Linked DNA regions of Homo sapiens: region 1 is linked to region 2. A link is a loop called in an ENCODE intact Hi-C map of the cell type or tissue named here. Cell type or tissue: mammary epithelial cell. All regions are shown on one strand. Links, peaks and the distances in the headings refer to the core of each region. The heading gives the core; the rest is flanking DNA.

What was found. Hi-C counts contacts between places; a loop is a spot of excess contacts. Peaks named below come from ENCODE experiments on the same cell type or tissue, not always from the same donor. Only the 100,000 strongest peaks of a DNase experiment are listed, where the experiment ranks them.
Region 1: it touches region 2 in a loop (5-fold over the local background); 3 of 110 quality-filtered maps call a loop at or near these places.

Annotation. Positions count from the first base shown.
Region 1 is chr1:100,603,576-100,608,967 of GRCh38, forward strand. No RefSeq gene overlaps it. Among named protein-coding and RNA genes, the nearest start is that of LINC01349, 41 kb to the right of the region's middle. In mammary epithelial cell, for the core only: a CTCF peak has its summit at 3,067; no DNase peak of the experiment used is centred there.
Region 2 is chr1:99,806,811-99,812,202 of GRCh38, forward strand. No RefSeq gene overlaps it. Among named protein-coding and RNA genes, the nearest start is that of AGL, 41 kb to the right of the region's middle. RefSeq lists an enhancer at 2,464-2,964. In mammary epithelial cell, for the core only: a CTCF peak has its summit at 2,025 (motif pointing right); a DNase peak (open chromatin) is centred at 2,051; H3K27ac peaks cover 385 bases.

The DNA.
Region 1 (5,392 bases), core at 227-5,226, 800 kb after region 2:
AGAACAACAAATATTGCAGAACATCAAATGTTGCTGCCTGATCCTTCCTCTGGAAGCTTTGTTTCAGAGGGGCACCTGGCTGTATGAGGTGTCAGTCAGCCCCTACTGGGAGGTGTCTCCCAGTTAGGCTACTCTGGTGTCAGGGACCCACTTGAGTAGGCAGTCTGTCTGTTCTCAGATCTCGAACTTCATGCTGGGAGGACCACTACTCTCTTCAAAGCTGTCAGACAGGGACATTTAAGTCTGCAGAAGTTTCTGCTGCCTTTTATTCAGCTATGCCCTGCCCCCAGAGGTGGAGTCTACAGAGGCAGGCAGGCTTCCTTGAGCTGTGGTGGGCTCCACCCAGTTCGAGCTTCCCAGCTGCTTTGTTTACCTACTCAAGCCTCAGCAATGGTGGACCCCCCCTCCCCCAGCCTTGCTGCCTCCTTGCAGTTCGATCTCAGACTGCTGTGCTAGCAGTGAGTGAGGCTCCGTGGGCCTAGAACCTACTGAGCCATGCGCAGGATATAATCTCCTGGTGTGCCATTTGCTAAGACCATTGGAAAAGTGCAGTATTAGGGTGAGAGTGTCCCAATTTTCCAGGTACTGTCTGTGATGGCTTCCCTTGGCTAGGAAAGGGAATTCCCCAACCCCTTGTGCTTCCCAGGTGAGGTGATGCCCCACCCTGCTCCATGGGCTGCAGCCACTGTCCAACAAGCCCCAGTGAGATGAACCTGGTACCTCAGTTGGAAATGCAGAAATCACCTGTCTTCTGCGTCACTCATGCTAGGAGCTGTAGACTGCAGCTGTTCCTGTTTGGCCATCTTTGACATTTTGAAATAATTGCTCTGGCTAATGAGTAGAGAATAGTCTGGGTCGTGGATTTATGTAGGCATACTCTCATCTGTCTGCAATGCCTTTGGCCCACCAAAGACTTTATCTCCAGTTCCTCCTGATCTAGGAAGTCAAAGCTATGTGCTTCAGCACATTTTTCTGTTGGTCTCATGTCTGACCTCAGGTGATTTCCCTAATTTTCATCTCTCAAATGTGTTGCCAGAAACTCTGGTTGCTTCTGTTTTTCAGTGAAGTAAGAAGTAAGCCTTTAGTTAGATAAGAATGGGAGTGTTGATGGGAAGAAAGAGGAGACTGGTTGGCTTTGAGAGTGGGAGAGTAAATTCACTAGGGAAATGTAGGTTTTAAAATTTTTGCTTTTTTATGAAGTAAAAAGGGATCAGGCAGGGATCAGCATTGTGTCCAAGATGAGCAAGAGAAATATTAAAATATATAGTCTTTTCCCAAGAAATGTCAACTAATTGGAGAAACAATGAGTACCACATGAAATAATTACATGGCTATATTTCATTCATTCAACCACTATTAATTCAACAATAGTTTATTAATGCTTATTCCAAAGCAGAAGACTAAAACACAGGTCCTACTCTAAGTTTAACAGAGAAAAAAATAAAAACAAGTTCTTTAAAATGCAAATCAAAACTACAATGACATATCATTTCACCCCAGTTAAAATGGCATATATCTGAAAGACAAGCAATTACAAATGCTGGTGAGGATATGGTGAAAAGGAAACCCTCATACACTGTTGGTGGGAATGTAAATTTATGCAACCACTATGGAGAACGGTTTGGACGTTCCTCAAAACATGAAAAATAGAGCTACCATATGATCTAGCAAGTCCATGGCTATGTATATACCTAAAAGAAAGGAAATCAGTGTATTGAAGAGATATCTGCATTCCCATGTTTGTTCAGTTCTGTTCACAACAGCAAAGATTTGGAAGCAACCTAAGCGTCCATCAACAAATGAATTGATAAAGAAAATGTGGTACATATGCACAATGGAGTACTATTCAGCCATAAAAAAGGATGAGACCCAGTCATTTGCAACAACATGGATGGAACTGGAGGTCATTATGTTGAGTGATATAAGCCAGGAACAGAAAGACAAAGTTTGCATATTCTTACTTATTTATGAGATCTAAAAATTAAAACAATTTAACCTATGAACATAGAGAATAGAGGAATCGGTATCAGAGTCTGGGAAGGGTAGTGAGGGAGGGGCTGGGGAGGTGGAGATGGTTAATGGGTGCAAAAAATTGGATGAATGAATAAGACCTAGTATTTGATAGCACAACAGGGTGAGAATAGTCAATAATAATTTAATTCTACATTTTAAAATAACTAAAATAATATATAACTGGATTGCAACACAAAGGATAAATGCTTGAGGGGATAGATGGCCCATTTTACATGATGTGATTATTAGACATTGCATGCCTGCATCAAAACATCTAATATACCCCATTAATATATTAATGTGTACCTACTATGTACCTACAAAAGTTAAAATAAAATTTTATTTAAAAATTAAAGATAAAAATGAGTTCTCTAAGAGAGGTGTGTACACAACACTATGAGAGCACCAAACAGGCAACTATCCAGTTTGTTTGATGGAGGGAATATGGGTGATCAAGAACAGCTGTAGATAGGTGAGCTGAGTCTTGAAGGATAAATAGGAAAGTCTAGATACATGGGTGGAATAGGCAGAGTAGTAAAAGACTCAGTTAGAGAATTGAAAATACAATGTAATTCAAAGATGAGATTATCACTGGGGTTTGATGTAGTCAGGGAAGGCTGCATAAAGGAATTGGGACTTGAAAAGACTTGAAAGAGAACAAATGGTGTAGATTTTAGGCTGGGAAAAGTGTATATAACAGAGGCAGGAATATTCATGGCATATGCTGGGGATGATTAGGGGAAATACGTGATATGAGCAGTCTTAATCTTAAGCACTGTACATGTACAAGTTGCCTTCTTCTGCGGCGTTGTAGGTGTGATGGGGTAGAGAGAGGCTAGATGGAGTGATCAGACTAGATTGTAGAGGATTGTGCCTCACTCCAGGGTATATATCTGATGTTTAATTGTCTTCGGATGAATATGAAAGAAGATATTTTCCCCTTTGTCTATTTCTGCCTCAGATAGCCCTAGCACATTATTGTCTCTACTCTGGTTCCTTCAATTATGGAGAACATCTGGTGATGCACTACCATCCCGCAGGAGGGAAGCTAGGTGGCACTGCATTACTGCCCAGCAACTGCTCCTTCAGGAACCTTTGGTTTTAAATCAGTGTTGATGAATATAAAACCATGCAGTGAGAAAAATGGCCTGGAAACCGTCTAGAGAAAGGAATTTTGTTTCTTTTGTAAATTTTAATGTAATGAACTATTGTTATTTGGCCCAAAATTAGCTAGCTGATCTGCCTGAATTCTGCTATCAAGGGCATAACTCTATCAGCAGATGAAGATCACATTGTATTTTGCTATTTGGGAAATTCTTTATTATATTCTGTAAGGAAAGTGTTGAAGTTATTAAAGATATGTCACTATCTCTTTCTAACCTTCCATAAAGGGAAAACTGTCCTTTTTGTTTTTCAGCTAGAATTCAAAAGACAGAAATAAAGCTGCCTTTTCCCCCAGGCCACTTAGTGATAGAATTAGTAATCCCACCGAGGGCTAATGATAGCTAAATAGGCGTTTGCCTGGATAAGCTGCTGCTGTTTTGATTTTCTTGAAGTTTTTTTTTTTTTTCCTGAGGAAAGTAGCATGAGGAACTCAGGTAATTTAATAGTACCCTATACCTGTTGTAAAAATAAGGTGCTTGCCTCCAGAGGAGAGTGAGCCCGGGGGAAAGTGTCTAGACACTCTGTACTGATAGAACATGTTGGTCTAGACATAAATTTGCCTCTTAAGAAGTCAAATACAATGGAGAAGATAAAGCAGACTTATCTAACAGTAAACCTATTTTAGAGAGGCATTTGGTAGACTAAAATCTTCCCCTCCTCATTTTTCTCCTGACTTCTAGTTATTATGGTGTGAAATTATATTACCTAAATTAATAAAGTTGTACAAAGCATCTAACCACAATTTTACTTAAAACATCAATTTCAAATAATAATAATAATAATAATAAGGGGCTAGATGGGCCACTGACCATGGATGAGAGCTTATTTGGGGTCAGTAAGAGTCAGCTGAGGAGAGATGTAAACTCTGCAGGATTGTACAATGTACAGAGAGTGGGAATGTGACTCTATGCTAATCTTTGAAGTGCAGCAGAGAGTAGAGAAGCTTGAGAGATCAGCTGCAACCCCAGTCCATAAAGCAGGATAAGGCTGTAATAGATCAACAGAGTCAAGAACCCAATTGTAATAAATGGAAGTAGAAGCAGGGGCGGGACCAGAAAGGAGAGCCTGCAGGGGACTGGCTTAATGGTACCAGATTGACTACAGGAAACCATTTTGTTTTCTAGGGTCCTTCCTAGTTGCATGCTGACCTATTTTTTACACAGCTGAAATGATCACTCATGTTTAATGAGCTTTAATTCTCTTCTCTGTGAAGGTGAAAGAATGATTGGAATCAACATGTTTTTGGACTTGCCCTGAATCACATTTTTACTACCCTCATGCATAGTTGCACAGTTTTATATTTCCAGCATTGTGTTGAAACACATACCCTTGGGTCCTAGTACTATAAATAAGGTGGAACTGTCTTGTCCAAAAGTAACAGTAAAAGGGGCCATTCAAAACTCAATAAGATGTCAGGACACACTGAAAAATTAGTTAGTGAAATAAGCATTGTAGACAAATATTCTGCAAAATAACCAGGTTTTTAAGAACCTGATTTTGATTAACTGAAAAGTCAGGGGAAAAAAAAGACGTAGAATGTTTCCTATTGTGACTTTGTTTGCATGTTCTGATTATCTTAGTTTGGAATCAATCAATTGTGGTTTTAAAAAGTCCTGAATATTTCTCCATAGAACATGTAGACCAATTTGAAAAACAATAATCCAAGCAAACAAAAAACAAACTCAGTTCTTGGTAAAAAGTCTGATTTTCTGTTGAGTAAAATTTTATTGTCAAAATCTTTCTTTTCCCCTCAATCACAATCTTTCTGTATTTTATACAATTTGGGAAACATATTTCTTTACTTCAGAAAGTCATGAAAGTTACAGATATCTGAACCAGCTTGTAAGCCCTGTGGCTTTAACTCAGGACCAAATCATTATAATTATTCATACTAATAATAGCAAACATTTATGAAGCAGTTATTATATGCTACAGTCTATATTATGCTGTTTATATCTATTAATCAATTTAATTATAATAATAATTCTATAAAGTAAGTTGTTGATTTAGTAAAATTAAAAGGAGTTTTCTGATATCATGTAATGATTCCTGGAATCTTCTGAATGTTGTGAAGTTTTTCTTAACCTAAAGTATTCCTTTCAGATTTGCCTTGAAGAAAATGTTCTAAGGATCCTTGTTCCTCCCTAACATCCCAATTTTCCAAAGCAGAAAGCTGACTGGGGACTTGAGAAGAGCATCTAATTTCTTGATTTCT
Region 2 (5,392 bases), core at 56-5,055:
TGTGTATTAATTATTGCTGTGTAACAAATTACCACACATTTAATGGCTGAAAACAGTTCACATTTACAGATGCTCCTCAACTTACAATGGGGTTACATCTCAATAAGCCCACCATAAGTTGAAAATATTGTAAGTCAAAAATGCATTAAATATATCTAACTTACCGAACATCATAGTTTAGCCTAGCCTACCTTAAACATGCTTGGAACACTTACATTAGCCCACTATCAGGCCAAATCATCTGGAAACACAGTACACTGTAGAGTACCCAGTTGTTTACCCTTCTGATTGTGTGGCTGACTGGGAGCTGTGGCTTGCTGCCACTGCCCAGCATGGAGAGAGAATATTGTACTGTATATCACTAGCCTGTGAAAATATCAAAATTCAAAATACAGTTTCTCCTGAATACTTAACGTCCTTTGTCCCATCATGAAGTCACAAAAATCATAAGTTGAACCATAGTAAGTCAAGGACTGTCTGTATAAGCTCACAGAATCTGGGCATAGCTTAACTGGGTCCTCTCCTTCAAGGTCTCTCATCAGGCTGCAATCAAGGTGTTGGCCAAGGCTGTGATCTCATCTGAAAGCTCAACCGAAGAGGATGATCTGCTTCCAAGTTCATGTGGTTGTTACAATTCCCTGTGTTTTGTTGGACTGAGAGCCTCAATTTCTTGCAGCTGACAGCCAGCAGCCACCCTCAGTTTCTTTTCACTGAGTCTCCCTAGCATGGCTGCTTGCTTCATGCATGCAAACCCAGAAGGCGATCAAGAGAGTCTGCTAGCATGTAAATTAGCGCAACCACTATGGAGAACAGTTTGGTGGTTCCTCAAAAAACTAAAAATTGAGTTACTATATGATCCAGCAATCCCATTGCTGGGTATACCCAAAAGAAATGAAGTCAGTATATTGAAGAGATATCTGCACCCCTATGTTTGCTGCAGCACTGTTTACAATAGCTAAGATTTGGACAAACTAAGTGTCCACCAACAGATGAATGGATAAAGAATATGTTATACATATACACAATGGAATACTATTCAGCCATAAAAAGAATAAGATCCCATCACTTACTACAACACAGATGGAACCGGAGATCATTTTACTAAGTGAAATAAGCCAGGCACACAAAGACAAACACTGCATGTTCTCACTTATTTGTGTGATATAAAAATTAAAACAGTTGAACTCATGGACATAGAAAGTAAAAGGACAGTTACCAGAGGTTGGGAAGGATAGTGTGTGGGGCAGGGAGAAGGTGGGAATGGTTAATGGGTACAAGAAAATAGAAAGAATGAATAAGACCTATTTTATCATTTACCTATTTTATCATTTATCTGTTGTGCTATCGCACAACAGAGTGACTATAGTTAATAATAACTTAATTGCACATCTTAAAATAACTCAAAGAGTGTAAATGGATTGTTTGTTACTCAAAGAATAAATGCTTGAGGGGATGGATACCCTATTCTCCATGATGTGGTTATATCACATTTCATGCCTGTAATCAAAACATCTCATGTACCCCATAAATATATACACCTACTATACCCACAAAAATTAAAAAATAAAACTAAAAAAGAGAGTCTGTTAGCAATACAGAAGTTACAATACTGTCCAGTGTAATTGCAGTGTGACATCCCATCACCTCAGCCATATTCTGTTGGTTAAAAGCTAGTCACAGGTCTCATCCACACTCCTGTGAAGGGATTACATAAGCCATAATATCAGGGACAGGGACATATGGAGCCCATTTTAGAATCTTTCTGCCTCAAACTGGTTCATCAAAAACTCTGAAAGTCACTGGAGTATCAGCAGCATGCTTTAGTAGAGCGTAACATAAGAGAAGAAGAAAGTATTTAGTAGTGGAATCTTCTCGTCAGTGTAAGAGCACAGAGAACCTAGAGGGACTTGGGAACAATCTGAGGCTGAAGGATACTAAAACAAACTAGAATTCCTTGTATTTTTGTTTCGGACCAGCCTTAAAAGGGAAACACATTAAAGTCAGTAAATGTAAATAACCACACGGTGGCAGTAGATGCCAAGAAATTTTAAGTGTTACGTGTAACTGAGGGCATGGAAGAGCAAGTTTATCTCCCTATATGGCCACCCACGTTTTCCTTTCTGTCTGACTGCTGGAAGGAAAGGGGGAGGTAACTAGAATCTTTCCACACACTCATCCCTGAAGCACTACCCATAAAGTATTACCACTGAAGAGTGAGGACATAGACAGTTCACTGTATTCCTCCCCCAATTCCTAGAAGAGTAGTAAGGGTCTTAAGGCGGGAGAATGAGACCTCCTGAAATACTTATGAAGCCTTCCCTTATCAAGTACTCACAGCCAAATATTTCAGAGTGGCGTTAATTAAAACAATGTCATACTTGGTCTGCTGTGAAGCCTGCCTAGTTCAGAGTTGATACCACTGGGGAAATCCCAGGGGAAAATAAGTGTCAAATAAAAGAAGGAATATTATTTCCACAAATGAGAGACATTAAGGATAAAGGCTTAACACCATATAGGCATGCCTCACATATATATACAGTGCATATATTCACACGTACACTGTACAGAATTCCATAGTTAGCATTACCCAGTCAGAGTGACTAGATCTGGCATTAATAAAAGAGGAGATAACTCAACAGAATTGAGTGCTCCAAAGTTGTATTACGAGAGAGGTTTTATTATCTGAGTTTATGTATAAACCGAGAAATCTTAATAAGACCTTTTCTGATTGTCTCATATCTTCTTAATTAGTCCATATCCAAAGGGGTTAATAACTGGCACTGTTCGAATTTGTTTAATCCTGAGATATTCTACAAAGGCAGTTTGGTGTTACAAAAGTGAAAGTTCCTTATATGTTTAGGTTTTCTTTTTTTCATAGACAAGGTCTCACTATATTGCCCAGGTTGGTCTCAAACTCCTGGACTCAAGCTATCCTCCCACCTCAACCTCCCAAAGTGCTGGGATTACAGGCACGACCCTCTGTGCCCAGCTACGTTCTTTTTCTAGGTAATATAACATTCCCTTTTGCTAATAGATGGGCCAAAGAGTTTGAAAGTGCCTCATCAAATCTAAAATGGTTGTGTTTGTTTTATATAAATGACAATGGTCCAATAGTTGGCTAGTCTTGGAGGGTTGGTAAATTTCTTTCTTTCTTTTTTTTTTTTTTTTTTCTGAGATAGGGTCTCACTCTGTCACACAGGATGGAGTGCAGTGGCATAAACACAGCTCCCTGTAGCCTCTATCTCCCAAGCTCAAGTGATTCTCCCACCTCAGCCCCACAAGTAGCTGGGACCACAGGTGCAATCCTCCCACCTCAGTCCCCCAAGTAGCTGGGACTACAGGCATGCGCCACCAAGCCCAGCTAATTTTTGTATTTTTGTAGAGACCAAGTTCCACCATGTTGCCCAGGCTGGTCTCCAACTCCTGAGCTCAGGCATTCTGCCCAGCTCAGCTCCCCGAACTGCTAGGATTACAGGTGTGAGCCACCATTTCTGCCCAAGCGTTGGTAAATTTTTAACATTATCTTTTGCCAACTATATACCCATACAAATCACAATAATATGTAATCACCTGAGGAGTTAATATGAGCAAAGATCTGAATCAATTGAAAAGGTGAGCTATGTAGAAATATGGGGAAAAGATTATTCCAGAATGAGAAAACAGCAAGAGCATGTTTGTTACATTCAAGGAATAGCAACATGGCCAGCCTGCTTGGAGTACAGTGAGAATGGGATCATTTGCTAGACTCACAGAGAAAATTTTAAAAATAAGAAATAAAAGTTTAAAGAAAGAAAAGGAAAGAGTGGTGGGTGATGAGGTCAGAGGGAGAAGTAGAACCAGATTGTGTAGAGACTTGCAAGCCACACCAAGGGCTCTGGATTTTACTCCAGGTGTGATGAAAACCAGTGGAGTTTTCTGAACACAATTCGTGGTTTTAAGAGGTAACAATAAAACATATATTCTTTTTTTTTTTAGGTTTGAAAAAGGAAAGTTTATTAGAAAGGAAGAACACTGCAAATGGGTGCAGGAGTGTGCCTCAGCAAGAGAACCAAGTGTGCCCCTGACATACTCTAAGTCTTACATAAAATGTATGTGATATCTGTGATTCATACTTACTTGGAGAACTGAACAAGTGAAGAGGTCTGAATTACAATACATTTGTGGGAAGAACTGACAGAATTGGATGAATTGAATGTGAAAATAGGAGATGGAAAAATCAAGAATTACTTCAAGGTTTAGAATTGCTATGGTCTGAATATTTGTGTGCCCTCACCACCTGCCAATTCACATATTGAAACTTAATTCAACTCCCAATGTGATAGTATTAGGTGAGGCTTTTCGGGGGTGATTAGGTCCTTCAGGATAAGAGATTAATCCCATTTGTGCCACTTGCCAAATGGAATTAGTGTCCTTGTAAAACAGGCTGCCTTGCCCTTTCTACTGTGTGAGGACACAGGAAGAAGGTGCCATTTATGAACCAGGAAATGTGCCCTCATCAGATACAGAATCTGCTGGGGCCTTGATCTTAGACTTCCCAGCCTCCAGAACTGTGAGAAATGAATTTCTGTTTTTTATAAGCCACCCACTTTTTGGTATTTTGTTCTAGCAGCCCAAATGGACTGAGATAAGGGAGATGGGGAGGGAGTGGAACATGTTAGGGAGCATATCAAGATGTGGCTTCAGACAAGTCAAACTTAAGATACCCAGGGAGTTGAGAATCATTTCAGACCTAGAATCAGCAGAACTTGGTGACTAGCTAGATTGGAGTTAGCAAGGAGAAGTCTCTTGAGCTTGCTACGTTTGTCTCTTAGATGAACCATTCCTAATACCTTCAGGTTTCTTCCAGGCACATAACCAATACAACTAGGATTGAAAATCTCCAGACTACGACAAACTCAGAATATTTTCCTACAATAATTGTAATATGTTGAGTAAATGCATCTGGTTCATATTTAGCTATAACTTCTTATTTAACAAAATCAAAAATAGTCATTGGAGAGGATATTTTTCGCCTTTCAATTGATAGTCACCATGTCCTTTGGATTATGTAGCTAAAAAACAAAACTATTAAAATCACAGCCATCATAGTTACTTCAGAATTGTTGTGGCTCTGAGTGGATAATAGTAATAACTATTGAGCAATAACTATTGAATAATAACAATGAACAATTATTTCAAGCCTGTCACTCATCATAGTGAGAGGATGACCAAAAGAAAAAATGGTTTCTGCTAGATGATCTTACAGTCAAGTTCAGAGACCAAGAATAGCAGGAAACAATTAGAAAACAAAGCTGGAAATTTGTGGCATTCACTACAAGTTAAAGTACATAGAAGTGAAAGGATAGCATGAGATGGAGAATTTAATAAGGGCTTCATGAAGGAAGTATGCCTT